Regions from separate parts of the Homo sapiens genome. Here all the other regions are linked to region 3. A link is a loop called in an ENCODE intact Hi-C map of the cell type or tissue named here. Cell type or tissue: heart left ventricle. All regions are shown on one strand.

Region 1 (8,000 bases), 380 kb before region 3:
TATTATCATCACCTCTGTTTTATAGATAAGGCAACTCAGGCCCAGAGAGGGTTAGCAGTTTTTCTCTAGTCCTATGTCTAGTGCCAGGCAGAGCCAACACTAAAACTCAGGTAGCTGCTCCCAGAGCCTGTGTTCTCAACCGCTGACTCTGGCTCTAGCACCCAAAAGCACTATTATTTCAAGAACTGAAGTGATGTTTTAGCACAAAACCCAGGCAGGAAATCTCAGAGTGAGTCAGTCCTTCAAATTTATTTTACTTCACTGTAATAAAAACTTATACGTTCTCCCCCTTTGCTCGGATTTTTGGAAATGTAATAGCAGACCTTCACTGCCCAAAGAATAGTACTTGATAAGCATGATTATGGAGTATTTAGACAAGGATGAAATAAAAATGAAACTGAAAGGCTTTCAGGGTAGAAATATCCGGTGGATCATCTCATCAGAAAGCAAACAAGAAATGAATCATAGAATTTCATACTGAAGAGATCTTCAAGGTCAACCAGCTCAATCCTCTTCTGAATATAGAAATCAATTTCTACCATGTCAGGTTATGCTTGAACAAATCAGCCACAAGAAACTCACTCAGATCTTGTCGAGTTTACACAGGTGCCCTTTCCTCCCCATCCCCTTCTCAGTTCTTTCCACCATTCCTCATTAGTTAAGAAAGGTTCCACATCCTTTCCTATCCTGATTGCTCTCCCCATGGGCAAAATCTATTTTGTGCTGTCTCTCTTAAAAAGCAGGAACTAGAAATAAATGTGAGAATTATGAGAAGCCTAAACAGCACTGGTAGAGTAAGGCTATCACCTCCTTCAATATGGGCATTTTGCTTTCCTGATGCAACCTAAGATTATTTTAGGATTTTTTTTTTTTTTTTTTTGCAGGGGATGGTGAGGCACTAACATCACAGGGATAATTTATACAAGATGGATGATATTGTAGATTCATTTGCATTGAAGCCAAATCCTCAATCTCTTCTTCATACATATTGCTGCTAAATTGTATTACTCTAATTCCAAGCCAGTACTCTTGGCTTTTTTGAACCATACAGGAAGGATTTAGATTTATTCCTATTACTTATCACCCTGTTAGATTCATCAACCATTTGCCCCTGGCCAAGGATGTTTTCCACTTATTGCTGCAGAATGCTTCTAGTCTCTCCCATGTTTATGAAATCCATGATTTGCTCTTTAGGTACTCTAAATGCTCACAAACCATCTGAATAATACTTTGGGACTGATACCAAACTTTCAGTCTATAATTTACAGCACACGTTTCCCTTTAACTTGCTCCTGCTTCCCAAAATTCCACACTGATCATAATCAGTGATTACTGATATTACCTGCAGATTTTCTCAAAACCCCAGGTCAAGAAAGGGTGAACCATATTTCTTCCTATAGCAAAAAGTCTCATTTGACTTCACTTTCCTCACCTTTCACTTTCCTCACCCACCTAACATGCCTTCCCCTCTTCTTTCTAACTTTGACCCTTTCACCTAACATATCTCTCTCCATTTTCTAAGGGTGACTCCATGCCAGCACAGGGCACAACCAGACCATGCATCACGAACAGTGCCAACTGCAGGCTGCAAACAGTTAAGAGGAAAGGGCGCATCGTCATTAGGCTTCCTGGTTTAGGTGAGGTTTCATACATTGAGGCACAGTGTGGGCCTACAAATATCAATTCAAAATTGGTTTTCATTTCTTAAAAATAACTGTCAATCTATTATTAAAAGGTAATTTGTCTCTTTGAGCATTATCCATTTACACATTATGCAGCAGCATCAAAAGGCTTCCTGAAAACACAGACACATGCATTATAATCAGTGGATATATATACAGCAATGTGTCAATAGCTGAGATGTACAGACACAAAACCAAAAGAAAAGGCAAAAATGTGTAAAAAAAAAAAAAAGAACAGGACTGGAAACATTATGTAGGTGGGGCTGCTAGTGACTAGAATTGAAACAGATCACAGTCTCTCTCCAGTCTAAACAATGAAATTCTAACCTGCTTTTGGAGAGAGAGAGAAACCATATATTGCCATGCCCAAAACAGGAATTCTTAACACTAAAGTGAAATAACACTAAACTTACTTCTTACAGAGTGAGCTTAGAAGTAGAAAGGAGCTCACACGGGCTTCACTTTCACCATCTGTATTATGGGGATCAAAGAACCTGCCCTGGAGAATTCATAAGGCAGTGGTAAAATAACAGATTTGAAAGCAATGCCTATCTTGTCAAATGATATAGGCAGTATTATCCATAGCTATTGTTTGCATTGCAACAAATGGTAAGATAAAACTTTTACAACAATGATGGAATTTATTCAACTAAATAGAGGAGATGACGAGGTTTAAAGAAGACAGGAAGAGAAAGGATTGGGAAATTCTCCTTTCTCCTTAGAGCCACCACTCAGGGCTGTGGGAATCACCAAATCAAAACAGCAGGTCTTATTCCAGGGACCAGACTGCCTGCACAAAGGTGCCACGAGGATACAGATGTGGGGTCTGAGAAACAGATGAAAGATGTACAAAACAGCAAAGTACACAGTCTACTAACCCAGGCCAGTCCCTGTACTCAATAGCATGTATCCCCAGAAGAAAAAAGTACCTGTTCCCTTTTCTAACAAAAGTCTTTTTTAAAATACAGAATTTTCCATGAGTATTGAACTTGTGGAAACAGTATAATACAAATTATGAAGAAAAAATTTAAAAACCAGCTACAATGGTTAAGGTTTAATAATTTCTCTTACTCCTACCAGATAGAATCTGACTATGCTAAGCATTTTTAAAACTTAAGAAAGAAATGAAACATTGATAAATGTATTCTTATCTAATGCTATCTGAATAATTAACTAACACCATAACAATTTATGGAATCTCCTCATCTCAGCACACAATTCAACACAGAAATTCCTCATTTACAAGACAAAAGAGCACTTAAATATCCCAATATACTGTTTCTCTCTGCTTCCTACCACAGAGTAGCCATACGGAAACAACACTACAATCTCTAATTGGGGAGCTTCATTCAGGTTTTGATTTTTGGAAGATTTTACACTTCTCTCTCCATTAACCCTACTTTTACTTAAGTTGCGGAATGGGTTTAGCACAATTAGAAATTTATAATCTAAGAAACTAAAGACTGCACCCAGCACACAAATCACTCTTGCTTATGATACAAACAGGCCCAAGTCATTCGCCAGCAGACCCTCCATTAAACACTCATCAATGAAAACACATCTTTAAGGCTATCTCTAAGATGGAATCTGTTATTCCAGAGCCCCTCCAGGCTGCTGGCACATTAACTATGAACATAAAACAAAGGGGCCCAAGTAAGAGAGTCTGACCTATTAGAGGACATCATTAGAGTAGACAGTTTCTGTAAACTTCACAGACAATTCCTATATGAACAATGTGGTACTCAGAGTAAGAAGTAAATTAACAATAGGAAAAAGGGTGGGGGCAGGCTGAGAAATACCAAGCCTGGAGGTTACTGGTCCCCAAGTTCACAAGCTGTTAGCTGACTATTCACAGGCTAAGGGCATTTTCTGTTCATATGCAGGTTTTGATAGAGCTAGGGGAAGCGTGCTAGGCATCTGATCAACCCCAGTGCTGCCAGTCAACACCAGGAAAGACAATGACAATTAATTGCAGGGTTCCTTATACTCACCAGCACACTTTGTTCTTGTCCTGAGAGCTGGACCAGGAGAGCCAGTGCCACCCTCCCCTGGCCTGGTCAGGAGCACACTAATCTCATATTCTGTATCTGGGTCAAGGTGTCCAATTTTATAGCTCGTGGAATCGACTGGCTGCCGGTCATTCCAGCTCCCACTGGCCGTGCAGTACTCCACCTCTCGGGCCACAATGGGCCCATCCCCATTGATGGAGTTGGCGTTGAGCTGTATCCACAGGTAGGTGGCTCCTACAGAGGCGAGCTGAGGTGGGGCAATAGGAACGGGTGGTTCTGAAAGACAAACCAGAAAGCTGTCTTTCAGATGCTTTGTCTTCAGTCTTAAAAGAGCTAAACATGCATCAATTATTAAAATGTAGAAGATAATAAAATTTCAGGAATAAATTGATGAGAAAAATTTTGTTTGGGTTAACAAGAAAAAGTATGTTGAAAAAGATTTTCATAGCATTCAAAGTTGTGAAATAAACCATCTTTAAACACATAAGCTTATTCAAGTAGGCATAACCCTAATTTGTTTTAGGACACCAACCACCGTGCATAGCATATGCAAATTAGCATATCTGATACTTTTTGTAATGGTGAATACAGAAAATATTCTCAAGACAAAAATGCATTAAAGTGATGCCTGTTTTAGGATACTAATTACAATATCTTGAATGAGTAAGCCCACTCATTACAGTGAGTCAGTTACACAGATATCAAAGGATTTTTTTTTTCCACTAAAGTTAACTGGTAAAAGTTCTCTCAAGTAGTAGTATTTAAGCTCTAGGAAGCATTCATTGTTAATCTCCTTATTGAGAATGTCTTCAAAATCATCAAAGGTATTAGTTCTTATATCATTAAATTGTTTCCTTATATTTATATTCCAAAGGTATCACCACTTTAAAAACATGCCTGAAATTACAGTTTATCTCATCAAAAATACATTTCCAGGATGACTCATTTTCCAAAATAACTATCACAATGGATTCATTTTGCTACAGGAGAATCGAGCATTCTGGATAATGAAGTCCACCACTGCTGCCATTCAGGGAACTTCCAGTAGTAAGTCTTACTAAAGCAGTGAATAGAAAGGAAAGCTCTGAAGCAAAAAACATACCATGCACAGCTTGATAAAACTAAGAAATCACTAGCAAACACACTTTACAACCCAAGAAAGTCCCTCTCTTTGTTTAAAATCTGAGACCGACTCTTTCCTATATCATTGTCAATCTTATCATAAATAGTACTCCCAGTATATTAGTTAGATGCCCGTTGAAAGGCTCTCTAGGCACCAAATGAAGGTATTCCACATGCCGATGCCACTGTGGGTGATACCACACATGATAAATGAGATCATTGTACAAAACAACGTATTTCTACCGGCATAAATCTCCCTCTCAGAAAAACATAAATCTAGTGATTTTTTTCAAGACTGTATCTATGGGTGGTTTGTGCCTTTTTGGCATGTTCTGTTTTTAACTCCTCATTTTGCTCATACAAATGCACGGAAAAATAAAATCCGCTATATCCTATTACTGGAATGCTGGCTTGCTTGCTGAAATTTCTGCTACCCTCTTGCATCCTCTTGCATGGCAGACATAGCTAATCGATCACAGCCATGTTCCCTGCTGCAGAGGACCTCAGAGAAGCTAGCACCACATGAGGTTTGCACCTGAGCTGATACCGGGTAAACTCCTAGACCAGCTAAAAACCAGCAACATTGGTTCCCTTTGTTGAGTTGGTTGTCTTAGTTCTTTTTTATATTCAAGGTGGGATAAGTCATACTGACTTTTTACAATTGCTGGGGAAATCTCACTCGACTAAGTCAAAATAAGACACAAAACTGTGAATGAATTTTCCTTCAGAGACTACAAACATAATGTAAATTTACTAAAATATTGTTCCTGTTGTTTATAAACTGAAACTTTGTGCTGGTTTTTCATTTCTTTAAACAGCTCTGCCTTAACTCACAATGATTTAACATCAATTCATATCATTAGGCGATTCCTTGAACCGAGACATGAAATGGGCCTTTTATGGTACATCCTAAGGCATTTATGTAGCCAGACTGAAAGAGCAGTTAATTACTTTCGAGTTGCAAATGCTAGCAAGGGTTGTTGAACTGCCATTCAAAATGAAACTCAGGGGCAAAGTCACAAAGGGTCATGAGTACACTCACTCATTTAAGACATTGTAACTAGTATCCTAAAATAGATGGGACTTTAATGCATTTGTTTCCTGAGAATGTTTTCTGTTTTAATTCTCCATTAAGAAAAGTACCAGATATGCTAAATCAAATGAAGTATTCAACTAGAACCTGGAAATAATTGGGACAGACATTCAAAAGGACTTTTGGTTTACAGAAGAATCAGCACAAGAATACGGCAACATTTAAATTTTCGTTTTTAGACAGAATCTTGCTCTGTCACCGAGGCTGCAGTGCAGTGGCACCATCGTGGCTCACTGCAGCCTCCGCCTCCCAGGTTCAAGTGATTCTCCAGCCCCAGCCTCCTGAGTAGCTGGGATTACAGGTGTGTGCCACCACAGCTGGTTAGTTTTTGTATTTCTACTAGAAATGGAGTTTCACCATGTTGGCCGGGCTGGTCTCGAACTCCTGACCTCAAGTGATCTGCCAGCCTCGGCCTCCCAAAGTGCTGGGATTATAGGCATGAGCCACCACGCCCGGCCAACATTTACATTTTCTTTTCTTTTTTTTTTTTTTTGAGATGGAGTCTTGCTCTGTCGCCCAGTGCAGTGTCGCCATCTTGGCTCACTGCAAGCTCTGTCTCCCAGGTTCACACCATTCTCCTGCCTCAGCCTTCCGAGTAGCTGGGACTACAGGCGCCCGCCACCATGCCCGGCTAATTTTGTATTTTTAGTAGAGACAGGGTTTCACCGTGTTAGCCAGGATGGTCTCAATCTCCTGACCTTGTGATCCACCCGCCTCAGCCTCCCAAAGTGCTGGGATTACAGGCATGAGCCACTGTGCCCGGCCACATTTGCATTTTCAACAAATTTTCCCAAAGGGAAAGGATGAAAGAGGTAAAGAAGGAAGGAAGGAGAAGGCAAGAATCTTAATCTGTACAAAGTGATAAAATGCAATTTAAAATATTTCTTAATTCAAGTGAAAGGACACCATAAAACTAATTCTAAATCAAGCCAGTAATGGCAGTATTTATACACACACAGACATATATCTAATGGATACGCACATGTAAATGCCTAATACATCAATAAATATGTCAGTATCATATTTAACTGTATGAAATATGTTTACATATGAAATATAGAAACGTAACTAAATAGGGTATTGATATATATATGCATATATACATGCATTGTGGAGATTATATGAAATATTTTTATGTCCTTGGTTATCAAAAGTGGCTAGACATGAATAAAGATGAGAGTGATGGTTAGTCAATTAAAGGACTTGGTCTTTATTTGGGAGGCTGGCCACAAATCAGTGTGTGACCTTAAAAGGTTAAAAACTCTATGGACTTTAGTTTCTCCCATTTGTAAAATTTAGCACTCCAAATATGATATGGTATATAAAAAAGTGTTAAATTATAGACAAGTGGCCTAAAAATGTTAGTGTATATTTTAAAGTAATTGCCTCAAGGTAATAACCTTATAAAACTAGTAGTATCTAGCATGTTATCTCATTAAAAAATATATCTATATACAAAATATGGCCATAAAATTATAATTGGAGAAAAAGTTAAATTTCATATTTGAGTCCTAACTGCATGCAAATTGTCATGAGCTGTGGCAGTGTGCGGAAATGGAAATAAGTCCCTGGTAATTTTTATCACAGTGAGCCAAGATACTACTACACTGCCATAAGACAGGAAAATGTGGTGCACAAATATGAATACGAATCTATTCATTCTTTCTATTTATGTTTGTTCAGGTAGACTAGAAATTTATAATTTACTTATAACTTCCAACAAATTAACTTTTCCACAAGGGAATTTTTAGAGATACTACTAGATTTGCATCCCACTAATCAATAACATGGGTAGTGGCAGGTCACAGTGAAGCAGTATAGCAACTGAAAGAAAAGGAAAAATAATCAAAAACAAATGAACCAAGATGAAAATTAAATAATGGTAGTAATAATGATGATGATAATGATGAACTCTAAAATGACAAAACAGTTTGTAGGCAAACTAGTGTCCTTTCTGTACATCATGATGTCTCACTTGCCAGAGCACTTTCAACAGGGTAGGGTGTGTACAGCAGGGAAGAATCTTAGTTTTGTTAGAGACTTTAAACCTAAATATTAGGCTGGTTCAAGTCTCATCACAAATAAAAACATGTT
Region 2 (8,000 bases), 810 kb before region 3:
GAGAAGTCATCACAAACTATAACATGTAGACCATCCCTTCATTTGGGTTTGTCTGATGTCTTCTCATGACTGGAAACAAGGCCGTGCATTTCGGTAAGAAAACCAGAGAGGGGATGTTCCCTCCTCCCAGGGGTTCAGGATGTCCATCTGTCTTATTACTGGTGATGTTAACTTGCTCACTTGTTAAGATGGTGTCTGCCAGATTTTCTCACCATAAAGTTATCATCTTTCTCTTTGCAGTCAATAAATATCTGGGAGGAAGATATTTTGGGACTACGCAAATATTTTGTTTCTCGCCCACTGATTTGAGCATCCGTTGGTGGATCTTGTCTGCAACAATTAATTATCACTGTGGTGTTTGCCTAATGGTGATTTCCTGTTTCCCTCTCTTTCAACATTCTACACTAAGAAAGAGCTGTCTCTTCTTCCCTATTATTGTTTATTTATTTTATGATTTGTTTATTTCAGTGTGAGCTTATACATAATAATTTTATTCTATCAGCTAAAATCCAAGGGTACTAATATTGATTTTGTTCACATTGTTCCAGCTTTGGCCAGTGGGAGCTCCGTCAGGCTGGCTCTTTTGTTCTTTTCTGACAAGTCCCCAGCCTGTTTTATTTCTTTACTCTCTGCAACCACATAATGGTCCAGGCTCATCCCGCACTATCCCTGCATCAACTCTGCAGTCACTCTCTCCTCAAGGAGATAAGGGACCTTTTTTTTTTTTGAGATGGAGTCTCACTCTGTCACCCAGGCTGGAGTGCAGTGGCGCGATCTTGGCTCACTGCAAGCTCTGCCTCCTGGGTTCACGCCATTCTCCTGCCTCAGCCTCCCGAGTAGCTGGGACTACAGGCACCTGCCACCATGCCCGGCTAATTTTTTTGTATTTTTTTAGTAGAGATGGGGTTTCACCGTGTTAGCCAGGATAGTCTCAATCTCCTGACCTAGTGATCTGCCCGCCCCGGCCTCCCAAAGTGCTGGGATTACAGGTGTGAGCCACCGCGCCCGGCCATGGGACCTTTTTATTTTTAAACACAGTACACAGTATAACTATCATACCTAAAATAATAACATTACTGTTTTAAAATTATCAAATTTCTAGTCAGTGTTCCAGTTTCCCAGATTGTTTCTTACAGCTGCTTTTTTAAAAAATCCACTCTCAGATTGTTTCTTACAGATGCTTTTTAAAAAATCCACATCTAGGCAAAGTCCACAGATTGGATTTGGTTGGTATGTCTTGCAAATTTATTTTACTCTGTGAGTTCCTCTTTGCTCTCTCTTTTTTCTTGAGAATTTATTTGTTGAGGAAACAAGTTCATCTGTGTCCTGTAGAGAGTCCCACATCCTAGATTTTTCTCATTCATCACATCTCTGTGATATTATTTAATATGCTGCTTTCTAACTCTGTATTTCCTGTAAATCGGTAGGTAGTTCCAGGGCTTGGTAAGAATTCAAGATTGATTTATTTATACAAGGATACTTAAAGTATACTTTCATTAGGAAGCAAGCCAAAAATATCTGGTTGTCCCTTGTTTTATGGTTTTAAGAGAGATCATCGTGTTCGGATATCAGCTTGATCAGCCCATTATGAAATTCTGAATCAGTTTTTTAACTAAAGTATAATATACCTACAATAAAGACCGTAAGTAGACAGCTCAGTCAATTTTTACCAATGCATACACCATGTAACCACCATTCAGATCAAGATACAAACCACGTTCAGTCCCCAAGAGGCTCCCTCACGTTCCTTCCTCAACAATACCATCAGTATCACCAAAGAGAATCCATTCTTAAGCCTAGCATCATCAATTGTTTTTGCCTGTTTTTCAGCTTTGTGTAAATGAACCATACACTATGTCTTCTTCTGAGACTGGCTTATTTCACTCTGTGTTGTCTGTGTGAGAATCACCCACGGTGTTATATTGGTAGTTTATTGTTTTATATTGCTAAGAAGAATTCCACTGAATGAATACCCACTGTACAATTTATCCAACAGCTGATGAATGTTTGGGCTGTTTCCAGTTTTTAAATATTATGAGTAAACCTGTGATAAGCTTATCTTTTGGTAGATGATTCATTTCTGCAGTCATTTCTCTAAGAACAGAAGAGCTCAGCCTCAGACTGCGTATATGTTTAGCTTTGGTAAATGCTGTCAGTTTCCAAATGGTTGTACAGTATTTACTTCCTTCCTACAGTGTATAAGAGTTCCAGTTACTCCACAGCTTCACTAACACTTGGGATTATCATTTATTTGTCTGTCTTTAAAATTTCAGCCATTCTGGTGAGTACACAGTGGCATGTGATCCTGGTTTCAATGTGGATTTGCCTAAAAATGAATAATATTGAGTAACTTTTCTATGCTCATTGGCTATTCGGGACATCTTTATTATTATTATTATTATTATTATTATTATTATTTTCTTTTTGAGACAGAGTCTTGCTCTGTCGCCCAGGCTAGAGTGCAGTGGCACGATCTTGACTCACTGCAAGCTCCGCCTCCCGGGTTCACGTCATTTTCCTGCCTCAGCCTCCCAAGTAGCTGGGACTACAGGCACCTGCCACTGCGCCCGGCTAATTTTTTGTAGTTTCAGTAGAGACGGGGTTTCACCGTGTTAGCCAGGATGGTCTCGATCTCCTGATCTCGTGATCCACCCGCCTCAGCCTCCCAAAGTGCTGGGATTATAGGCGTGAGCCACTGCGCTGGGCTGGGACATCTTTTGTCTTCAGTGAAGTACCTGTCAAGTTTTTTGCCCATTTAATAAATTGAGTTGTCTATCATTTTCCTACTGGCTTGCAGTACAGCAGTTCTTCGACATTGTGGCCGAGTCCTTTGTCAGACACATGTATTATAAAAGTCTCCTCCCACTGCCTTGCTTCTTCACCCTCTTATTGCCATCTTTTGATGAAGAGAAGGGCTCAATTTTAATGAAAGTCCACGTTGTCAATATTTCTTTTAAGGCTATTGTTCTGTGTCCTGTTTAACAAATCTACCCGCGGTCGTGAAGATATTCTCCTATGTTTTCTTCTAGAAGCTTTGTTATTTTACTTTCCCCTTTTGGTCTACCATCTATCTAGAAGGGATTCTGTACATGGAGTGAGGGAGACCAACGTGTCCAGGCAGTCTTCCCCACCCACTGCAGTGCTGCGTTGCAATGGCATCTTTGTTGTAAGTCAGATGACGCTGAGGTACGGATCTGTCCCTGGACTGTCTCTTCTGCTAATTAGAAGATTAGCTGTTTTCTATCCTTGCCTTACCATTACACCGCTTTTCCTATCAGCTTTGCACCTAATACTTTCGGCAGCTGTTGAAGACCACTGTCTAATCTATTATTTTCATCAAGAGTTGCAAAGTGGTGAAATCTTAATTCTATCCATTTAATCTAGCTTTATTAGCTGGGAGACACATATAAAGAAAAACACTCTCTATTTGCCTACCTTGAATATCTGTGGCTCAAGGAACCATTCACTTCAAAGCACCGGCAGGTCTTGTCTCAGCCGGGAACTCTCCACCCACAGCCGTTAGGTGGCGCTACACTATGCTGAATGCCATGCTCTTACCTCCAAGAGGAAGACTGGAGTGGTTTGATTCTTTCCTGGCCAGTACTGGGGGATGCCAATGTAAACTAACTTTGTTTCTTATAGCTAAAAAAAGCCTTAGATTTAGATATATAAATGTAAACAAAAATAAACATTCTCACCAGGCCTAGGTCTCATGCCCACCTTGATGCTAAGAGAGCAAGAGACAGCCCCACATGAACAGAGGCGGGGCTTTAGGGAGGGGGGAGTATTCCAAAGAATAATCAAGGTTCTCTCAGTGGAAAATGGGAAGAGATGCTGCACAGGCAGGAGAGAAGAAACAACGGATGCCTCCCACCGTCCACTGTGAAGAACGGCTGATTGCTTTAGGTTTTACATGGAACAGCAATGTCACTGGTTAGTTCTGTGGTCACAGCTGCCTCTGGGAAGTGTGTTGTTGACAAGGTGCAGTGATTTAAGAAGTCTTTATGTCTTCTTGTTAGGCCTGTCCTGGTGCCTCAACTTCTTCGAGTCACTAGTAACTTAGTCCTGTGGGTTAAAGCACTGACCCTTTTTAGAAAGCTGCTAATCCCGGGGGGAGCGATGCATTATACATCTAGCTCCAGACGCTGGGGGTCTCCAGATGCAGGCAGGGGTAACTGCAACCTATTTTTAGTATTTTAGAAAAATCTGATATATCTAATACAAACGAACTACAATGTTAATATTCTTTGCTGGGATTGTATCATCTCAGCGTGAGCCTCTTGTTCTGATCAGAGGTTGGATCTGGATTGAAGAGAAATAAAAATAGGGATGTGGACTGCTAATGAATTCTTTTTGTCATTTTCTTGATAGAGATTTTTTTTTTCTTTTCTTTGAGATGGAGTCTCGCTCTGTCCCCCAGGCTGGAGTGCAGTGGCGCCATCTCGGCTCACTGCAAGCTCCGCCTCCCGGGTTCACGCCATTCTCCTGCCTCAGTCTCCCGAGTAGCTGGGACTACAGGTGCCCACCACCATGCCTGGCTAATTTTTTGTGTTTTTAGTAGAGACGGGGTTTCAACGTGTTAGCCAGGAGGGTCTTGATCTCCTGACCTCGTGATCCACCTGCCTTGGTCTCCCAAAGTGCTGGGATTACAGGCGTGAGCCACTGCGCCTGGCCAACAGAGATTTTTTAATGCACTGGGTCCATGAGAAGAAAGGGGGGATGACAGCAACTAGAGAAAGGTGAGGTTAATAAACTGCTTTTTAGAGGACAAAAGATTGGAACTTCTGGTTGAAGACAACTGTGGGTAGGTTCTTAAGGCTCCTTCCAAAGGAATATCAGTTTCCTGCAGGATGAGACACTATCGTGTTTTGATCGTTGAGAGGCAGGCAGAGTCCTGGGCTTCCAGGGAGACTTTGCAGGCCCGGGGTAGGAGGTGGCATTGCATCAGACAAGGGCACTGACTGGAGAGTAACCCACGCCCTGAGCCAGGTCTGCAACTTTAACTAGGCTTGATCTACCCGGAGTGAAACTTTATTTTGCCTTCAATTTAAGAGAGATCTCATTGTGTACTTCTAATGATACTTCACTGAAAAGTGACATTCGCTTATCCTTTAAATTTCCCCAAATTCTCTAAACATCTTCCTTATCTGCCGTGACTTTCTAATTGCCTGTTCTATTAAGCCGATTGCAGCTGGTTGATTAGCTACATATCACTGCCAATGAGAAAATGCAGGTGAAAGTGCTTTGAGAAACATGGCATTCTCCATTCAGTGGCTCTCAACCTTATTATCTCAACACATTGAAATCACCTAGGCATTTAAAAAAAACACCCATGTCTGGGCCCCACTCCCAGAGATTTTGATTTAATTGGTTGGGGTGTGGCCTAGGTGTGGGCTTTTTTTTTTTTTCATGTAAAGCTCCCCAAATAATTCTCAATGTGCAGGTAAGGCTGCGGGCTATGTGTAGCAGGGGTGCCCATATTTAGCACCTGCAAAACCTGCTGGCCTGGAAGCCTCATTCTGGGGACACTGGCTGTAACCAAATGCTCCCAATATACACATTCTCCCAAAAAGCATGCACGCGCGCGCACACACACGCACACACGCACACACACACACTCCAGGTCCTTTGAGACCTGACATGATTTCCAATTGAATAATCAAGTAATGTGGTGGTAAACTGGCCTTTGGCTGGTGGGAAGGAGCCCTGAGTTGTAGCATTTGTTGATTTCCATGATGTAAATCCTTCTACCATGGATGAATTCAAGTTACCAACAGTTGAAGACCCAGCTCAGAAAATTCCTGAAAACTTAACAATTGGCTCTCAAGAGCCAGTGTTTTTTTTTTTTTCCTCTTGGCAGTGGGCGGCGGAGGCAGGGGTCCTAATGAAACGGTCAGTGCTTGCTTGTGCGGCAGCGGCACACCATCCAAATGCAGAATGTGCATATCCTGTTTCCTGAAAAGCCAACCAATCCCTCACTGAGTGTCATGATCACCCCTTCACCTAGACCTACTTATTTCTTCTCCATTTCTAGTGAAACAAAAGTCAGAGAACTAGGAGGTGAGAGTGAGTGTGGGGCCTCGCTGTTCTGAAATGAAGAGCTCTGTCAAGCACTTACAAGCAGTGCACAACCGTGCGGCCTTCCCCGCCATTGTACTCCTCTTGCCACTTGTCCACCTGGCGAATGAGCTTCAAGAAGGAGCGCTTAGACACTGGTGTGTCCCTGTACATCGGCCAGCCCAGGAACTGGAATTGCTGCACCATCCGATATCCATCTTGGGGCTACGAAGAACAAGGCAACAATCGGGGAGTGGAAAGAAAACAGGCATTATTTACTGAATTCCAGTGGGCTGATTCCACTTACTTGATCTTCCCATTATTAAAGGCGAGTCCTGCCTACAAATTACCAACGTGGCTTCTGCTGGCCTGAAGAGTTATGGTTTTTAATCTCGAGCAGTTAAAAACAACCAGGGGTTTTAAATGACAGGCCAGACAAATGACAGGCCAGTGAGGCAGAATGCTTCCCATTCTGCAAAAGCCAAGAGAAAAATAACACAGCATAAGCACTGACCACATTGTCATGTTAAGTGGTAAAATAACTTCAATTACAGGTAAATTACAGGTAATGAATAATTTATAACCTGGAAATGTCTCTGAGCTCAGTGTGAAGATAGAGAACACTGCTTCCTGTGAGCATAATATGGTTTTGCTTATTGATGTTGAATCTTGCTAAGATAGCAATAGTTAATTAATCCTTAGTCATAGTGAAATAGAATTGCAGAATTCAAAAAAGTGTTACTTAGCTTATGATAGAAACATGAAAACAGCTTTAATCTGGCCACGGCTAAATCACTTGGACTGTATCTTCTGTGGCCTTCAGCAGCATCTGACATGGGTGACACTCTCTTCTTGTCAACACGCTTTCCTCACTGGCTGGTCCTTCTCCCACAGCAGTCCCTCCCTCTCTCTCTGCCTCAGTCTCCCCTTCTCCCAGACCTCTTGCTGACAGAAGCCCCCAGGCTCAATCCCTGGGGCCCTTCCTCTTCCTCTGCCTCTCATTTGATTTCATTCAGGCTCACGGCTTTAGATATTACCAATATCCCAATAAGTCATAAACTCATATATCTGGTTCAGCCCTCTCTCTTGAATTTCACCCTTATATTTTCAAAGGCCCACCTGATATTCCCACTTAGGGGCCTAAAAGTCATCCCAAACCTAGTATGTCTACAATTGAGCTTCTGATCCTCTCTCCACAATGCCCCCCACCCACAAACAATCCGGTTACACGGGCAGCCTGGACAACAACTCAGTCAGTGTCCATTCCATCATCCTAGCTCTCAGGACAGGAACCGTGAGAGCCCACTCCATTCCCCAGGATTGTGCTGGCTCTTCCTTCAGAAAATATCAGAACCTCCCCCTTCTCATGACCTCCACTCCTGCTCTCTCCCGTCTCACCATGATCTCCTCTCCTATCACTGTCATTTCTCACGGGGATTATTATCCCAACAGCCTCCTGATGCCTCTCTCCTCCAGTCTATTCTCAACACAGGTGCCAGAGTGCTCCTTTTAAAATGTAAATTACACCATTGGATTTTTGCACTCAAAACTCTGTAATGGCTCCTTATTTCCTTCAAAGCAAAAGTCCAAATGCTGACAGTGACTGCCAGGCCCTTCCAGCCGGGGCCCCCAAGCCACTGTCCTTCCAGGTGAACTGCTCACTCCCCATCAGCTACTCTTGCCTCTGCTCACTGAGCCTGGGCCATGCCGCCTCCTTGCTGTCCTGGCACTCACATGCAAGGCCCTGCCTTGGGGCCTCTGCACTGACCCTTCCTTCTGCCTGGAAAGCTGCCTCCCCAGAGAGCCTCGGTGCTCCCTGGACTCCTCCGTCTTGGCTCACAGGGCACACATGCTTACAACAGAGCTTGCTCCCCACTGTAAGGCCCTAGCACTTTCTAACCCCAGTACTTCTTTTCCTGTAGAATTTGTCACTTCCTAACTTA
Region 3 (8,000 bases):
AATGCAGCTCAAATTGGCAAATTTAGAGATCTAAAATCATCTGTGTTCTGATTACTCCAAAATGTCTTTATTCTTTCACTATATTCTAAACATTCCAGAGTGATGCCACATTTACTAGAGGTCACCAAGTTGCAAGATATATACGAAGCAGATAAGTTTCTATAATGTAATTGTTTCATAACTCATTTTCTCTTCTAATGCTGAAAAGCCTCTGCTTTATAAAAGAAATGCTCTCTGGCCAATTATAGTTTGCTATGTAAAAATTCATGTATTAATAGTAATCCTCAGATGCTTTCTTAACACTCCTCATAGTAGATGTGATAAATTCAATACAAAGGCAGGGTCTCTGAGTCACTGTTACTTTCCTTCCAGTAGCTCTTCAACTTTAAAGAAGATCAAAATCATATGAGGTATTTCTTTCCAGTTTCTGACTCTGTAGGTCTGGTGGGGCCAGGAATCTGCATTTTTAACAAGTGCTTCAGGTGACTGTAATGCAGGTATCCAGGATGCAGGGCCTTCCATGGCACCGAGCAGTGCTGGCTTTTCATGATGCCAATTTTAACATGATTATTTTGCTAATTTCAGGGGGCTTTTTTCTTTTCAAACATAATGTTGGCCCTGTTTATAAAATCTAGACATACATAACCACATACACATACTTCTATGTCACTTATACAACCTCCCAGCACCACAACTATCAAAGCCTTGGACCCAGAAAGGGGATGTGTTAGTCTGAATCATGTGAAATTGCCAATATTCAACACTTTTTCACTTATGAAAGCACAGGGTTCCTATGCTTAAATCTGTAATCTGCATGAGGATGGGGGAACAGACTGATGGACCCGTCTTATTCTGACCACTAATTACACATGAAGCCCTATCACCCCAGGGGCCCCTGACATCACAGCATTGGTTCTCTGATTTAGTCTTTGCAATAACTCTGCAAGGAGGCTGGGCATTAGCAGCTCACGCCTGTAATCCCAGCACTTTGGGAGGCTGAGGTGGGAGGATCACTTGAACCCAGGTGTTTTGAGACCAGCCAAGGCAACAAAGCAAGACCTCTGTCTCTTAAAAAAAAAAAAAAAATTGGCCAGGCGCTGTGGCTCACGCCTGTAATCCCAGCACTTTGGGAGGCCAAGGTGGGCGGATCACGAGGTCAGGAGATCGAGACCATCCTGGCTAACACAGTGAAACCCCATCTCTACTAAAAATACAAAAAATTAGCCGGGCATGGTGGCGGGCGCCTATAGCCCCAGCTACTCGGGAGGCTGAGGCAGGAGAATGGCATGAACCTGGGAGGTGGAGCTTGCAGTGAGCCAAGATCACGCCATTGTACTCCAGCCTGGGCGACAGAGCAAGACTCCGTCTCAAAAAAAAAAAAAAAAAAAAATTAATTAGCCAGGCATGGTGATGCACCTATGCTCCCAACTACTCAGGAGGCTGAGGTGGGAGGATCGCTCGAGCCCAGGAGTTCAAGGCTGCAGTGAGCTATGATCATGCCACTTGCACTACAGCCTGGGTGACAAGAGTGAGACCCTGTCTAAAAATCATCATTATCATCATCATCATCATAATCATCATCATCATCCTGCAGGGTATTTTAAAATGAAATAACACACCCAAGGTCTCATGGCTACTTAGAGGTAGAAGGAGAACTCAATGCCAGGAAGACCTGATCCAACCAGAGGCTACTACTGCCCTTCTTTCAACAGCTCAGGGATCCCCATGGCTGATGTCACAGCCTCAGACCCCCACTGTGTCCTGTCCCTCTCTGACAAAGCATGCTGCACTCCAAACATACCAAGCATTCTCAACCAGCTGTCTCACAGGGGCCCCTGCCTACTGAGCAAGATTAGAAAGAAAAGCAGAGGCTCTTTAAAAAGTCACACATTTGGGATGAAAATGATGACAGACAGAGAGACGAGGGAGAACCTCCCTCACACACACACACACAGAACACAATGCCAATGAGAGCCAATGACCTGAACTCATGGTGGAAATTTTACACCACATTTGGTGTTCAAGACTTCAGAAGTTGAGGAAGTAGAAAACACAGTTTATGAGGTTGTTGTCAAAGTAGCCTCTTTTTATTAAGTTTTATCACTTGAGAGTATGATACACTGAATGAAAAAGGAACGAGAACATGCCTGCTGTAATGAAGATGAGCCTGATGTTATCATGATGCTGTCTGAGCTCTGTGTAGGTATAATTCATTTCATTCTATATCAGAAATAAAAGGCAGCAGAGATAATATATATTATTCCCTGTCATGGAATCTTCTTTCTGGTGATACCATGGTTCCTTTAATATACCAGTGACTAAATCAAATCCCCCTAGAGTACAGTCATGATAAATCTACTGCATAGTAAATTTCATTTTTTAGTGATCAGTATTATATCAAAATGCTACTTTATAGCAATAACTGATTTATACATTTTTATTATACACAATAAAACTACAGTCTTACTTTTATATATTTAATTAACAAAAGGTAATACTTTTTCCTTTAAATTTAGCAACTGTGTCTCTATACACCTATAAATTGCTAATGGCACCAGGCACTAAACACACAGCCTGGTTCTATTGTTAAGGTTATTGGAGATACCTAAGTCAAACTTGATAGGAAGTAGGAAAAAAAAAACAGCCTTAAGCATAAGTTATTTGATTTTTTTCTTCTCCAAGGGAGCTTCTTTAAATTGTTTCTTCATTCATTCAACAAATATTTATTGAGTGACTACTACATGCTAAAATTGTTAAGTAATCTGGTTTTACACATTATGAGTATGTTAAAAGGAATGCTTTAAACCACCTTATAATTGTATATCTAGATGGAACATCACACTGAGTCCATTTTAAGTTCATTTTAAGCATGTGCTTATTACATGATGTAAAGTACCTCAAGCTACTCAAACAGAGAAGAGAGAACAAATAGTATCCATCAAAAACAGGCTGGGCCAGGCAGAGTGGCTGACATCTGTAAACCCAGCACTTTGGGAGGCTGAAGACTACTTGAGCCCAGAAGTTTAAGACTAGCCTGGGCAATGTACCAAAACCCCATCTCTATCAATTTTTTTCTTTAATTAGCCGTGCATGGTGGCTTGTGCCTATGGACCCAGCTGCTCAGGAGGCTGAGGTGGGAGGACTGCTTGAGCCCAGGAAGTCGAAGCTACATTGAGCCATGATCAGTGATCCTGCCACTGCACTCCAGCCTGGATGACAGAGCAAGACGCCTTGAGAAAAAAAAATCAAAAAAACACAGACTATACAAAGGGTGTGGTCCAATTCCTTCTCACCCTCTGTCAAAGCCTACCTGTTACCTGTGAGCCCATTTTGATTCCATAGCTAGAAGCCAGGGAAAAGTAATGGGGCCTCAGACTCCCAGAGTAACCCACACTAATATGCACTCTTCTCATTGTATGCAATAAATCTGCTTTCTGCATATTGAATAGAAAGAGAGATTAAAATGAATATTCACCCATCTGAAAAACTGATGCTCTATAAGCTTTTATGCTTTGCAGCCCATAAAAAGTAAATGCTTTGCTTCTGCTTTGGCTGGTGCATGTTGAAATAAATCATTCTGTTAAACAGTGGCCTTTTCTTCAGAGGGAGATGCTAAAACCTTATCAGTTTTGACAAGTCTCTGACTCCTCTCCTCTCATTCATCTCTCCTGTATGTCCTGCAATCCTTGCTCTTTTAGCTTGCAAGGTCATTTCCAACCCCTGCTAGCCCCAGTTTCGAAAGGAAGCCACACAGCCATCTTCAATCAGATTCTCCACCCTGCCCTGACTTCTAACCCAAAGCCCAACACTTGCATTTCATATAAAGTTTTTGATGACTCATTAGTCTTCTGAGTTTTAAGCAGGAAAAATGGCTGAATCAGATTTCCAGGCAGATTTTCATGACTTCTTGAATTACATACCTAAACCCTCAGTGCTGTAGAAGTCACTCCTTGCAGACGTAAGAAAAGTACAGACAAGCCATGTCCTAAAGATGTTACACACCTACACAGAGCCATCCACACCACTGCTTTTTCTGGTCTACTACAAGAAGGCCCCAAAGGTTAACATGAACCCTTTACTTAGTTGGCAAATATATACTACTTCTTCCAGTTTTACCACTACATGTAGATTAGCAGCAACATATGACACAGCAGAAAAAAGAAAAAATTGAGTAAGACTGTAGCAGGTGAATCTAAAGTTGTCTCTGGATCAGTGCTGAATTTCAACAAACTACACTACAAGTAGCAGTGGAACTACAACTCCCACTAAAGAACTCAATTTTACAATAAAGACTTAGAGATGCACACGTAAGCGGATGAAAGTCCGCTCTCGTGCCTTTCTTTAGCTGTCCAGGAAGCCATCTATGGATGGGGCTGGACCTTGCTTGGCTCAGGCAGGGGGGTTAAGGGACGCAGCTACACCTAGTGATCAGCTGCGGATGGCAGCAGGAGCAACCGGCAGCAGGGAAGCACTCTTCAGCTGTTTCTCAGAAAGGCCGGCTACAAAGCGCTCAGGATCAATCTGTTAAAAGACATCATGATTATTTTTATTTACCTGGAGTGTTAAATGACAGAGATGCAATGGTTGTCTTTGAGGGTTCAGAGAAAAATTAGGCTCAATTTTAGGATACACATTGTCAGTACTTTAAATAAATGTCCAAGAAAAATCTTCATTATTTTTTTCTGTTTTTTGAGACGGAGTCTCGCTCTGTCGCCCAGACTGGAGTGCAGTGGCGCGATCTCGGCTCACTGCAAGCTCCGCCTCCCGGGTTCACGCCATTCTCCTGCCTCAGCTTCCGGAGTAGCTGGGACTACAGGCGCCCACCAACACGCCCGGCTAATTTTTTTGTATTTTTAGTAGAAACGGGGTTTCACCACGTTAGCCAGGATGGTCTCCGTCTCCTGACCTCGTGATCCACCTGCCTCGGCCTCCCAAAGTATTGGGATTACAGGCGTGAGCCACCGCGCCTGGCCGAAAAACCTTTATTTTCTTTCTATTTGGAATTTGAGTTTATTGCCAAAGGCAAAGTTTCACAATTCCACATTACAATTCCAAATCTTACATCTACTAACTTCCAGTTCTCTCCTGAGAAAGTCCCTGTTTCTTTCCATTTTAGTAGATTTTGAAATTTTAATAAATGAATAACTTCTCAAAGTGTGGTAACTATACCTGCTTTATCCTTGCCCATTACCATCCACAAAGGGGCCGTACAAATGTAAGTGCTCAATAAATATTTATTTGAATTAAATATTTCAATAAGAATTATTAATAAGCACTATTAAATATTCTAATAAGCACACTGGGCTGCATGCTTATTATAACAAGCCAACAAATATCTCCTATACAAAATATCAACCCAGGGAAATTTCCAATGGCTAACCATTACAACAAAATTTAATTGTTACATCGTGGTAAGTAAAAACATAGGAAACTTTTTTATTCATTTGAGTTTTACAACTGGCTGGATTTAGTCTCTTCCCCAGTGTCTGGCCAGAGACAACACGATCACATCACCATGTTGGTAATACCGGCCGTATTAATCAAGAGGCTAAGCAGTGAATGAATGGATGTGATATTTTTACCCCCAGTTCTCTTTCAGCTCTTGTCAAGGGAGGCTGATAGGGCAGGCAGAAGATCTCAGTTCTTTTAGAACAAGGGTTCTCCAATCTCAGGTCACATCAGAATCCCATGGGGGGCTTGTTCTAACACAGATTGCCGGGCCTCATCCCCAGGGTTGCGGATTCAGGGTCAGAGGGTTGCAAGTCTAACAACTTTCAATGTAATGCTGATGCTGCTGGCTCAAGGACAACACTTTAAAAACTCCTCTTTCAGGGCCAGGCGTGGTGGCTCATGCCTGTAATCCCAGCACTTTGGGAGGTGGAAGCAGGAGGATCACCTGAGGTCAGGAGTTCAAGACCAGCCATGGCCAACATGGTGAAACCCCGTCTCTACTAAAAATACAAAAATTAGCCAGGCGTGGTGGCAGGCACCTGTAATTCCAGCCACTCGGGAGGCTGAGGCAGGAGAATCGCTTGAACCCGGGAGGCAGAGGTTGTAGTGAGCCAATATCACTCAGTTGCACTCTAGCCTGGGGGACAAGAGCGAGACTTTGTCTCAAAAAAAACAAAACAAAACAAAACAAAACAAAACAAAAACCTCCTCTTTCAGGACAACGTTTCTTCAACTGTGGCTACAAACCCTGACCACCCAGGGATGCTGGGGGACCTCTGTCGTGGACATCAGAATCACCACAGCTGGGCCCCAGGAAGCAGCCTTTGAAAGGAGGCCTCCAGATGCTCCCCGTGGACAGCAGGTTTTGAGAAGCACAGATTAAAACCTAGCTCACCATCAACACTGGTGCAGTTTCCCAGGCCCTCCCCAGAGCCACCTAACGTCACTGAGGCAGGATGTCACTGTGATCTACCTGCACAACTGCCACTCTTCATGGCCCTCCTTCAACTTTCCATGTGTTTCTCCTTCATAGCTAAGAGGGCACAAGGGGAGTGACCCTCCCTTGCTAAGATCTCTAGAGCTTGTCACATCCCACACCTGAGTACACAACACTTCTCTTCTCATCCTGTTTTTGTCTTTTTCTCTCACATACTCCCAGACCCTTAATTATGCCCTGGCCTTGCCAGCCTCCTCACCAATGATGGGGGCACTACAGACTAGGAAGCTTGGTGACTAAATCTTTCCTCCTCTCCACCCAAGGCAGCCCAACTTATTTTTCTCTGCTGGGTTTTTCAGAGCTACAGTGTCAACTCAGGCTTTCTGATGACTAAACTGAAAACCACCGCGGTATTTTAGGAAGCAAAAAAGCAACATCCTCTTATAATGCAAGATTTACATTATTTTGTACCTTTTTAGAATGTTTGTGAGTTGGAAAGACATTAATAATTAAACCTTCCCTCGCTTATAAAATAAGCCTATTAACATGCATGTTATATTCATAAAGATAGTAAGCACACTAAAAAGTGAAACTATAGGAAAGTTGGTTTTCAAAGAGAAGAATCTCAGAACTAAAGTAAAATGCATGGTGGACATAACCCCTAAGAAAAATGTTTCACTGTTGAAAAGCATAAAACTCATTAAAATGCCTGATTCCCTAAATGAAAACTAAGCCTTGGGATATTTAGATAATACATGCTCATTCTAGAAACTTAATGAAATCTAAAACAAAAATTGAAAGAAAACAATATTTAATCTAATACATAGTTCCTCTACTGTATACAGCCTCACAATTCCTAGAATATATTACAATCCTTAGAGAATTATGAAAAATTTAAATAAAGGTATTGACTTTTCTAGAATTGTCACAGAATTGCTTAAATTCTGAAACCAACTTTTACCAAATCTAAAGGCTAGGCTATGCTTCATTTATAAAGAATTTATATAATCTGAAGACATAATTCAAATTACTTGTTCATTAAAGAAAATTCATTTTGAATTACCAAAATTATATACACACTTATCCATATATCACTACATGTCAATAGATTCTTTTCTTAAAATCTGTAAAAATAACCCTTTGAAAACATGAGAGACTAAAACCTATAATTTTCTAGATCGGAACAATTTATTATGCTCAAGCAATTCTTCTTTACATATACAGAACACTAAGAATGTTATAGTAATTTCTTAGCATATTTCTTTCATGCTCACTGATTTAAATTTGAAGTATTTTCTTCATTATCAATTTTCAATCTAGCGAAAGCACCTTGAAAATGTAAAATGCTATGACTATAGTTATCTGAAAAAGAAAAAATAAACTTAACTGCTAAACAAACATATTACCACTCTTTGCAAAGGGTGCTTTAAAATTCTGTATTTTGAAAAAATTTCAGATTTATAGAAGACTTGCAAAAACAATACAAACTGTGCAAGTACACCCTTCACCCAGCTTCCCCCTAATGTTAACATCTTACATTCACAGAGCAGAATTACCAAAGCTAAGAAATTAACATTGGTACCACACTACTAACTAAATTACAGGCTTTATT
Region 4 (8,000 bases), 300 kb before region 3:
CACATGCTATACAGTTTGTAGTCTAGGAGCAATAGGCCATACCACATAGCCTAGGTGTGCTGTAGGCTCTACCATCTCGATTTGTGTAAGTGCACTCTATCATGTTCGCATAATGAAAAAAAATCGCCTGACGATACATTTCTCAGAATGCATCCTTGTCATCAAGCAATGCATGACTTTATTACAGGTATATACACACATACAAATATACAGGGAGAGTGACCGGGATAGAGAGAAAGGAAGAGGCAGGGAGGAAATGGTTTTTACAAACAAATTTGCTGAAAAAAGAGTAAAGATGGTAAAGTTCAGGTCTTTGGCAAGAATGGTGCATGTTGGCCGGGCACAGAGGCTCACGCCGGTAATCCCAGCACTTTGGGAAGTCGAGGCAGGCAGATCACGAGGTCAGGAGTTTGAGACCAGCCTGGCCAATATGGTGAAACCCCGTCTCTGCTAAAAATACAAAAAAACTAGCCAGGCATGGTGGTGCACGCCTGTAGTTCCAGCTACTCGGGAGGCTGAGGCAGGAGAATCGCTTGAACCCAGGAGACAGAGGTTGCAGTGAGCTGAGACTGTGCTACTGCACTCCAGCCTGGGCAATAGAGGGAGACTCCTTCTCAAAAAAAAAAAAAATGGTGCACGTTACCAAGAATGTTTCACTGATACGCATAGTATCCTAGGATACACCATAATACAGTGAACAATTTACCCACTGTGGGATATGTCACTTATCATTTGTAAAGAATTTCTTTTTTTTTCTTTTTCTTGAGACAGACCCGTTCTGTCACCCAGGCTGGAGTGCAGTGGCACGATCTCAGTTCACTGCAACCTCTGCCTCCTGGGTTCAGGTGATTCTCCTGCTTCAGCCTCTCCAATAGCTGGGATTACAGGCACCTGCCACCAAGCCCAGCTAACTTATTTTTTATTTTTAGTAGAGACGGGGTTTCACCATGTTGGCCAGGCTGATCTCGAACTCCTGGCCTCAAGTGATCCGCCCGCCGCGGACTCCCAAAGTGCTGGGATTACAGGCATGAGCCACTGCGCCAGGCCATTTGTGAAGAATTTCTGAAGGAAGCTTTTGGTTTTCTGTTTCTCCTAGTGTTTTCAGCTCCTCAGCTCCTTTCTGTGGGAGCTATAGGATAATTAAAATAACTGAACTCAGTGCATCTTGATTTATTCCCTTAGGTAGGTGGTCTAGAAACAGATTTATACACATATATTTCTATCACTGTATCTCTAAGCTTGGCTGGGTGGAAAGTTATTTTTACTGAGTACACTATTTCGTTTTCAGGTTTTGTTGTTGTTAATTCAGAACCCAGTATAACTTATTACATTTCTATTAAAACCTTAGGTTTTAAAACTCGTTTTTCATAGAGGTCTAAAGAGGTGTTTCTCTCTCTCTTTTTTTTTTGCCTCTAGCATAACCACTTTAAAAATTTCATTTTTTAAAAGCTTCATTTGAAATGTCCTCACTTGATGATGAATGATCGATCAGCTTTCCAGGGAAATAACTGTATATTAGGGAAAATTCTTTATATCAGCTCTCAGAATATAAAAACAAGATAGCTAAATTCTAGATATCCTTGCAAACTGTTTTGTTTACATAGAGACCCAGTTCGTTCTTTCCCCATTTTAACTTTTCATTAAAAACATTAACAAAAATTGCATATGCCTTTATAAAATGTCAAAAAATAGATTTCAAAGGAAAAATTAAACATTTCTTCCTAACTTTCACTTAACTGACCACAAACTTATCCCATTTAGACAATAGTATGTTTCCCTCAGGATACTTCTTTATATACAAATAAACATACAGACACATATACGAAGGGATTTTTTTTTTTAAAACTTTTCCTACTTTATTCAAAGAATAATAAGCTGACACATTCCTCTGCAGCTTGTTCTGATCCTTTACCAATAATATAATGTTGACAACTCTTCAGGCCAATAAGGACACAGAGACCCAAATTTACACTTTCGACACCTGCTACGACAAAGAACATCCAATAAAGAGCCATGTGAATGGTCTTCATTTCTACAGAAGAGAGTCCTACAAGTCAGATTTCTAGCCAAAAGGTATATGTATTTTTAATCTTCCAGGGTTTTGATTTATTGAATATAAATACTAAGCAACTGCTCCAGACATGAAAATAGTATTTTTTAATTTATTAATGATCATGGTCAGTGGTTTATATAAAGTTATATAAAGTTATATAAAGTGGCCCTGTTACTTCAAAGAAAAGAAGACTGGCTAATGTGAAAGCAGCTTCCAGCCCAAAAGAAAAGAAGTCTCTTGGCATCCTCTGTTCTAAGCACAAGCAATCATCTTGACTTCCCCCACTCCCTCCTTTTGGTGGTGGTGGTGTTACTGTTGCTCTTGTTGTTACCGAACCTGTACTGAGTGCTAGCTATGTGCCAGCCACTCTGCTAAGCACTTTATGTCATTTGGTCCCTTCGGTAACCATTGAGAGAAGTATTGTCATTTTATAACCAGGAGGGTTTAAAAAAACTTCCCTAAGGTCACACAGAAAAGCAGATTGTAATCCAGTCAGTCAGATTCTGGAGCTGATGATTTAGTCTAACATATAATCAAGGTTTCATAGCACATCTCAGAGTCAGATAACCAAATATTGGTGGCATATGCTCTCTGGAGAAAATTAAAAAGAGAACAAAAAAAAGTGCATTAGAAGCTATTAGGGTCATCTTCAGCTTTGAATTATAAGTCTTAAAAAGTAAAATTAATCGATTCTCAAATTACATGAGCTATTCTCTTATTTAAAAATAAAAGTTAAAACTCACTATGCTTATGATGACAGTATGGAACCAAAACTAATTCTATTATTTCTTCTCAAGGAAACAAAAGAATTAGTGACAGAATGCAAGATAAGGAGATGAAAATAAAATCTATCATTTAAAAACTACCAACATTCATTGAAAAACATGAATTTTAAGTAAGACATTTAATATAATATAAACAATTAAATAAACCCCTGGATCTCTTCAGAAGCCCAGAGGATATTTTTATTCTTGTTGCTTCCTAATGCAATAAAATGATATAATAACACTCATGTGGCTTTACTTAAAAATGTTATTTAAGATCAAATTATTCAAAACAGATGACCAATTCTCTGAGCTTACACAACCCAAGAGAAGACAAACATTATCTATTAAGTGCCAAAATGGTCTGAAGGTCAGAAGCATATCTGTGATGACTCACAGAGGCACTCGATACTAAGTGCTCTTCATCTTCTGCCTCCACAGAGTGCCCTCCACAGGTCTGTCAAGAGATGCCACGTGAATCACTTCCAACATTCACTCCTGTATAAATGGCACTTTTATTGTTGCCGACAAGGAAATGGGAAGAAATGTACAAGAAGTAATACCACTGATTATCTTGGGTATTTTTATTCAAGGCTAATTTTTCTTTCATTTAACCAGTATTTTTGTAAATAACTCTTTCAAGTAATCGTTTTCAATCCGGGTAAAAAAAACAAACCAGGTACCCATAAACACACTGGGTAGAATAGCAAAATAATATGAATAATAACTGCACAATAATATAATTTTATAATAACATGAAGAGAAAATATTAGGTGGGAATAGTAGACCAATGGTAATCTAAGGCAGTGATATGAGGAAGTGGGAAGGATAAATGGGATATCTTGAGTTACAATCAAAGGATTGTTTGTCTGAATGGATACTGAGAGGCTGGGGAGCTGATGGTGTCCAAAATGATTCTTAGCCTAAAATATGTGAAAGAACGGTGGTTCTTTTACACCACTTACATGATTCCAGTTTATGCTGACAACTGAATTTTATCTGACAAAAAAGCAGAAACAGTAATTTGATACATCTATATCACCAATGACGGATAATCTGAGATATGCCTGGCACTCAATTAGTTGAATTAACTACCACAATGCACTATGAACAAAAAATAACAACAGAGGCATTTTAAATCCTTTTATGTATCTCATTGGCAGAAACACTTTTTCTTTAATTTTTTCTTCTTTATCATTTACACAATTATTCTAAAAAGAAACAGCAAACTTTAAAATGTACTGTGTATATGTATTGAGTAATCACTGCCCAGGCACTGTCGTAAGCACCACTGATTCAAAGTTGAGTATAATAACTCAAGCCCCATTCTTAAGTCAGGTGTGGCAGGAAGACAGTGATGTTGCAATGGTGTGAACACCTCCCTCGTTCAACATTCACTGAGGGCACACACAAAAGTGGCACTGAAGCTAGCTCAGGGAGGTGGGGTGCTAGTGACAGCTCTTTAGAGAAAGGGAACTCTGAGCTGAGTCCTCCAGGATGAGGCATTAAGACAGGCCACAGATGGAGAACAGGCTGGGGATTCAACATTTGTTCATTCCACAAACATTTGTGAGCCTGTTACAGTGAACAGACACTGACATTGGGCATGAAAAAGACATGTCCACGGCCCCTCAGAAGCTTCCAGTCTAACAGAGTAAGCAACTGTGTAATTAAGTAATTAAAACACGAAGTTGTAATTGCTATGTCAGACATATTCAAATGCCAAAGTGACAGAATGGCACCGCAGAAAACAATGGCTAACGCAAGTTTAGGATCATCATCAGGGTAAATTAAGAACTGAACTGGACTGTCACTGAGAAACTGTAGAGCACACACAAATGCAAATAGTGACCATCAATACCTTGGAGGGTAGAGGAAGATACTTTATTCACTGTCCAAACTTCATTCACTTCATTCATTGTCCAAACTTTAGAAGGATTAATCAGTGCTCCACAGCTGAAATCAAGATGTGATTTAACCACAGGAGGAACAGCATGTCCACAGTTATTGTTGGGAATCACATTATGGCTTTCTAGGAAAGCAACTGGGCTCTTGCGAAAGTAATAGCAGTTCACATTAAAATGCCTTGTCCTTTACAGCTTGGTGTTTTGCTTTTATAAAACTTCTTTCAAGAGCTGCATTGCTGCCTTAAGTGGCATTCCAGGGAGGCGAACTCCCACTTTGCACACAAACAGGTCAGATACGTCAAAACTAACCATTATTGTTGGAGTTTGAAAGCTACTTTATCCCCATGAGAGTTAACTGCCAGAGAGACGGTTCTTTTCTAAAGTGTTTTAGACAACATCTCTAAACCTTTTTATTAGGCAGAATTACTTCCATAGAGTCTACAGCCAGGCCCAGAGGAGAAAGCTGAACTAAAGGCAAAGAATATTTTTAAATCGTTGAGGAAAAAAAATCTTCAGTGATTTTATATTTCAAATAAAAAATATTCAGGTGATTTAATATTTAAAATTGTCTATCAGATTTTTTATTGATTGGTAGGCAGTGTAATGAAGAGAGGAGGGGATGGGGTACCATCAATTTAGAGTTAAGGTATCTTTCAGTTACACAGAAAATTAAGTACTAGAGAGTACATATACCAAAACAAAACCTCTGAGCAGCCAAAACAGATGTCGTCAAATCCATGCATTTATTCAGTTGACTCACAGCCTGTACTCAACCATATGCACAAAAATTATGTTATCTGGTATCTACACCTTCAGAAATTCACAGGAAAGAAAGACTGCTAAAGCAGACACCCAAGCAACAATGAGAAAACTGAGTTGCCAAAAGGGAAGACATAATAAAATATAAAATACAGTCATGCCAAGTTGCAGCACAGCAGCCAGGGGTAGTTAGGAGCATAAGTAAGCCACTACTCTTTAGCAAATCTGCAGAAAAACATTTATGTTTTTCAACATGGCCTTAACTTACCACAAACATGTTAATTTATGTTGAGTAAGGCAAAAAGGTGCCTGATAAAGCTTAGAGTGATATTCACCTAAAAGCAGTAAAATTTCCTGATACCATAGTGCAGCCAGTTGTCAGCCATCTTGAAAATTCAGCTCTCTAAACCGACTTCATCTCCTGAAGACAAAGTCCACCATGCCACTGTGCAATTTCAACTTCAGTTTTACTTTTCATTTCAGAACCATGAGCTTTCATAAGATTACAAAGATTAACTTGCATATGGCCCAATCTCTAGCCTAAGGGAAGACACTGGGGCTCTTAGCCTTGAGGATACTCCTGATGCATATGCCAGTTAGGAGCTACAGAAGAGCAACATCATGTGGTCAGACATCAAGTGAGCTGATATCCACGCCCCACAGAAAGCATCTAATAATTACTTGCATTAGAATATCCTCAGAAAAATCAGCACTCTTCAAAAAGCCATCAGTTAAATAATGGCCACTTACTGGCCACTTCAGGAAGAAAAGATCATTGCTTTCCTTGGGAAGCTTAAAAATCTAAAAAACTGATCGATGGCTGGCAAGATGGCCGAACAGGAACAACTCCGGTCTGCAGCTTCCAGCGAGATCAACACAGAAGGCGGGTGATTTCTGCATTTCCAACTGAGGTACCCAGCTCATCACATTGGGACTGGTTAGACAGTGGGTGCAGCCCATGGAGGGAGAGCAGAAGCAGGGTGGGGCATTGCCTCCCGGGAAGCGCAAGGGGTCAAGGAACTTCTCTCCCCTAGCCAAGGGAAGCCATGAGGCACTGTGCCATAAGGAATGGTGCACTCCAGCTCAGATATTACGCTTTTCCCACAGTCTTTGCAACCCACAGACTAGGAGATTCCCCCCGGTGCCTGTGCCACCAGGGCCCTGGGTTTCAAGCACAAAATTGGGCAGCTGTTTGGGCAGACACTGAGCTAGCTGCAGGAGTTTTGTTTCATACCCCAGTGGCACCTGGAAAGACAGTAAGACAGAACTGTTCACTCCCCTGGAAAGGGGGCTGAAGCCAGGAAGCCAAGTAGTCTAGCTCAGCAGATCCCACCTCCACGGAGCCCAGCAAGCTAAGATCCACTGGCTTCAAATTCTCACTGCCAGCACAGCAGTCTGAAGTCAACCTGGGATGCTCCAGCTTGCTGGGCGAGGGGTGTCTGCCATTACTGGACTTGAGTAGGCAGTTTTCCCCTCACAACATAAACAAAGACACTGGGAAGTTCGAACGGGGTGAAGCCCACCACAGCTCTGCAAAGCTGCTGTAGCCAGACTGCCTCTCTAGCTTCCTCCTCTCTGGGCAGGACATCTCTGAAAGAAAGGCAGCGGTCCCAGGCAGGGGCTTATAGGTAAAACTCCCATCTCCCTGGGACAGAGCACCTGGAGGAAGGGGTGGCTGTGGGCGCAGCTTCAGCAGACTTAAACGTTTCTGCCTGTCAGCTCTGAAGAGAGCAGTGGATCTCCCAGCACAGAGCTCAAGCTCTGCTAAGGGACAGACTACCTCTTCAAGTGGGTCCCTGACCCCTGTGCCTCATGATGGGGAGACACCTCCCAGCAGGGGTTGACAGACACCTCACATAGGAGAGCTCCAGCTGGTATCTGGTAGGTGCCCCTCTGGGATGAAGCTTCCAGAGGAAGGAAGAGGCAGCAATCTTTGCTGTTCTGCAGCCTCCACTGGTGACACCCAGGCAAACAGAGTCCAAAGTGGACCTCCAGTAAACTCCAGCAGACCTGCAGCAGAGGGGTCCGAATGTTAGAAGGAAAACTAACAAACAGAAAGGAATAGTATAAACATCAACAAAAAGGACATCCACACCAAAAACCCATACAAAGGCCAACCAACATCAAAGACCAAAGGTAGATAAACCAACGAAGATGGGGAGAAACCAGAGCAAAGAGGCTGAAATTGCAAAAACCAGAATGCCTTTTCTCCTCCAAAGGATCACAACTCCTCACCAGTGGGGAACAAAACTTCGACAGACAATGAGTTTGACAAATTGACAGTAGGCTTCAGAAGGTGGGTAATAACGAACTCCTCCGAGCTAAAGGAGCATGTCCTAATGCAAGTCAAGGAAGCTAAGTACTTTGAAAAAAGGTTAGATGAATTGATAACTAGAATAACCAGTTTAGAGAAGAACATAAATGACCTGATGGAGCTGAAAAACACAGCACGAGAACTTCGTGAAGCATACACAAGTATCAATAGCCAAATCAATCAAGCGGAAGAGAGGATATCAG

The links. Peaks named below come from ENCODE experiments on the same cell type or tissue, not always from the same donor. Only the 100,000 strongest peaks of a DNase experiment are listed, where the experiment ranks them.
Region 1: it touches region 3 in a loop (2.4-fold over the local background); 10 of 110 quality-filtered maps call a loop at or near these places.
Region 2: a loop joins it to region 3, with 2.9 times the contacts of the local background. A loop is called at or near these places in 14 of 110 quality-filtered maps.
Region 4: a loop joins it to region 3, with 2.8 times the contacts of the local background. A loop is called at or near these places in 7 of 110 quality-filtered maps.

What each region holds. Positions count from the first base shown.
Region 1 is chr18:7,951,088-7,959,087 of GRCh38, reverse strand. It overlaps PTPRM (protein tyrosine phosphatase receptor type M), which reads right to left. Exons shown (of 33, transcript NM_001105244.2): 7 at 3,674-3,967. Among named protein-coding and RNA genes, the nearest start is that of PTPRM, 390 kb to the right of the region's middle. RefSeq lists an enhancer at 875-1,376. In heart left ventricle, no CTCF peak of the experiment used is centred here; no DNase peak of the experiment used is centred here; H3K27ac peaks cover 215 bases.
Region 2 is chr18:8,385,354-8,393,353 of GRCh38, reverse strand. PTPRM (protein tyrosine phosphatase receptor type M) reads right to left here. Exons shown (of 33, transcript NM_001105244.2): 31 at 6,119-6,282. Among named protein-coding and RNA genes, the nearest start is that of RAB12, 220 kb to the left of the region's middle. In heart left ventricle, a CTCF peak has its summit at 3,514 (motif pointing right); a DNase peak (open chromatin) is centred at 3,524.
Region 3 is chr18:7,571,723-7,579,722 of GRCh38, reverse strand. The region is part of intron 1 of PTPRM (protein tyrosine phosphatase receptor type M); the gene reads right to left. Among named protein-coding and RNA genes, the nearest start is that of PTPRM, 8.4 kb to the right of the region's middle. RefSeq lists an enhancer at 1,270-2,026. In heart left ventricle, a CTCF peak has its summit at 4,415 (motif pointing left); no DNase peak of the experiment used is centred here; H3K27ac peaks cover 1,508 bases.
Region 4 is chr18:7,867,958-7,875,957 of GRCh38, reverse strand. All of the region lies in intron 2 of PTPRM (protein tyrosine phosphatase receptor type M), which reads right to left. Among named protein-coding and RNA genes, the nearest start is that of PTPRM, 300 kb to the right of the region's middle. In heart left ventricle, a CTCF peak has its summit at 3,278 (motif pointing left); no DNase peak of the experiment used is centred here.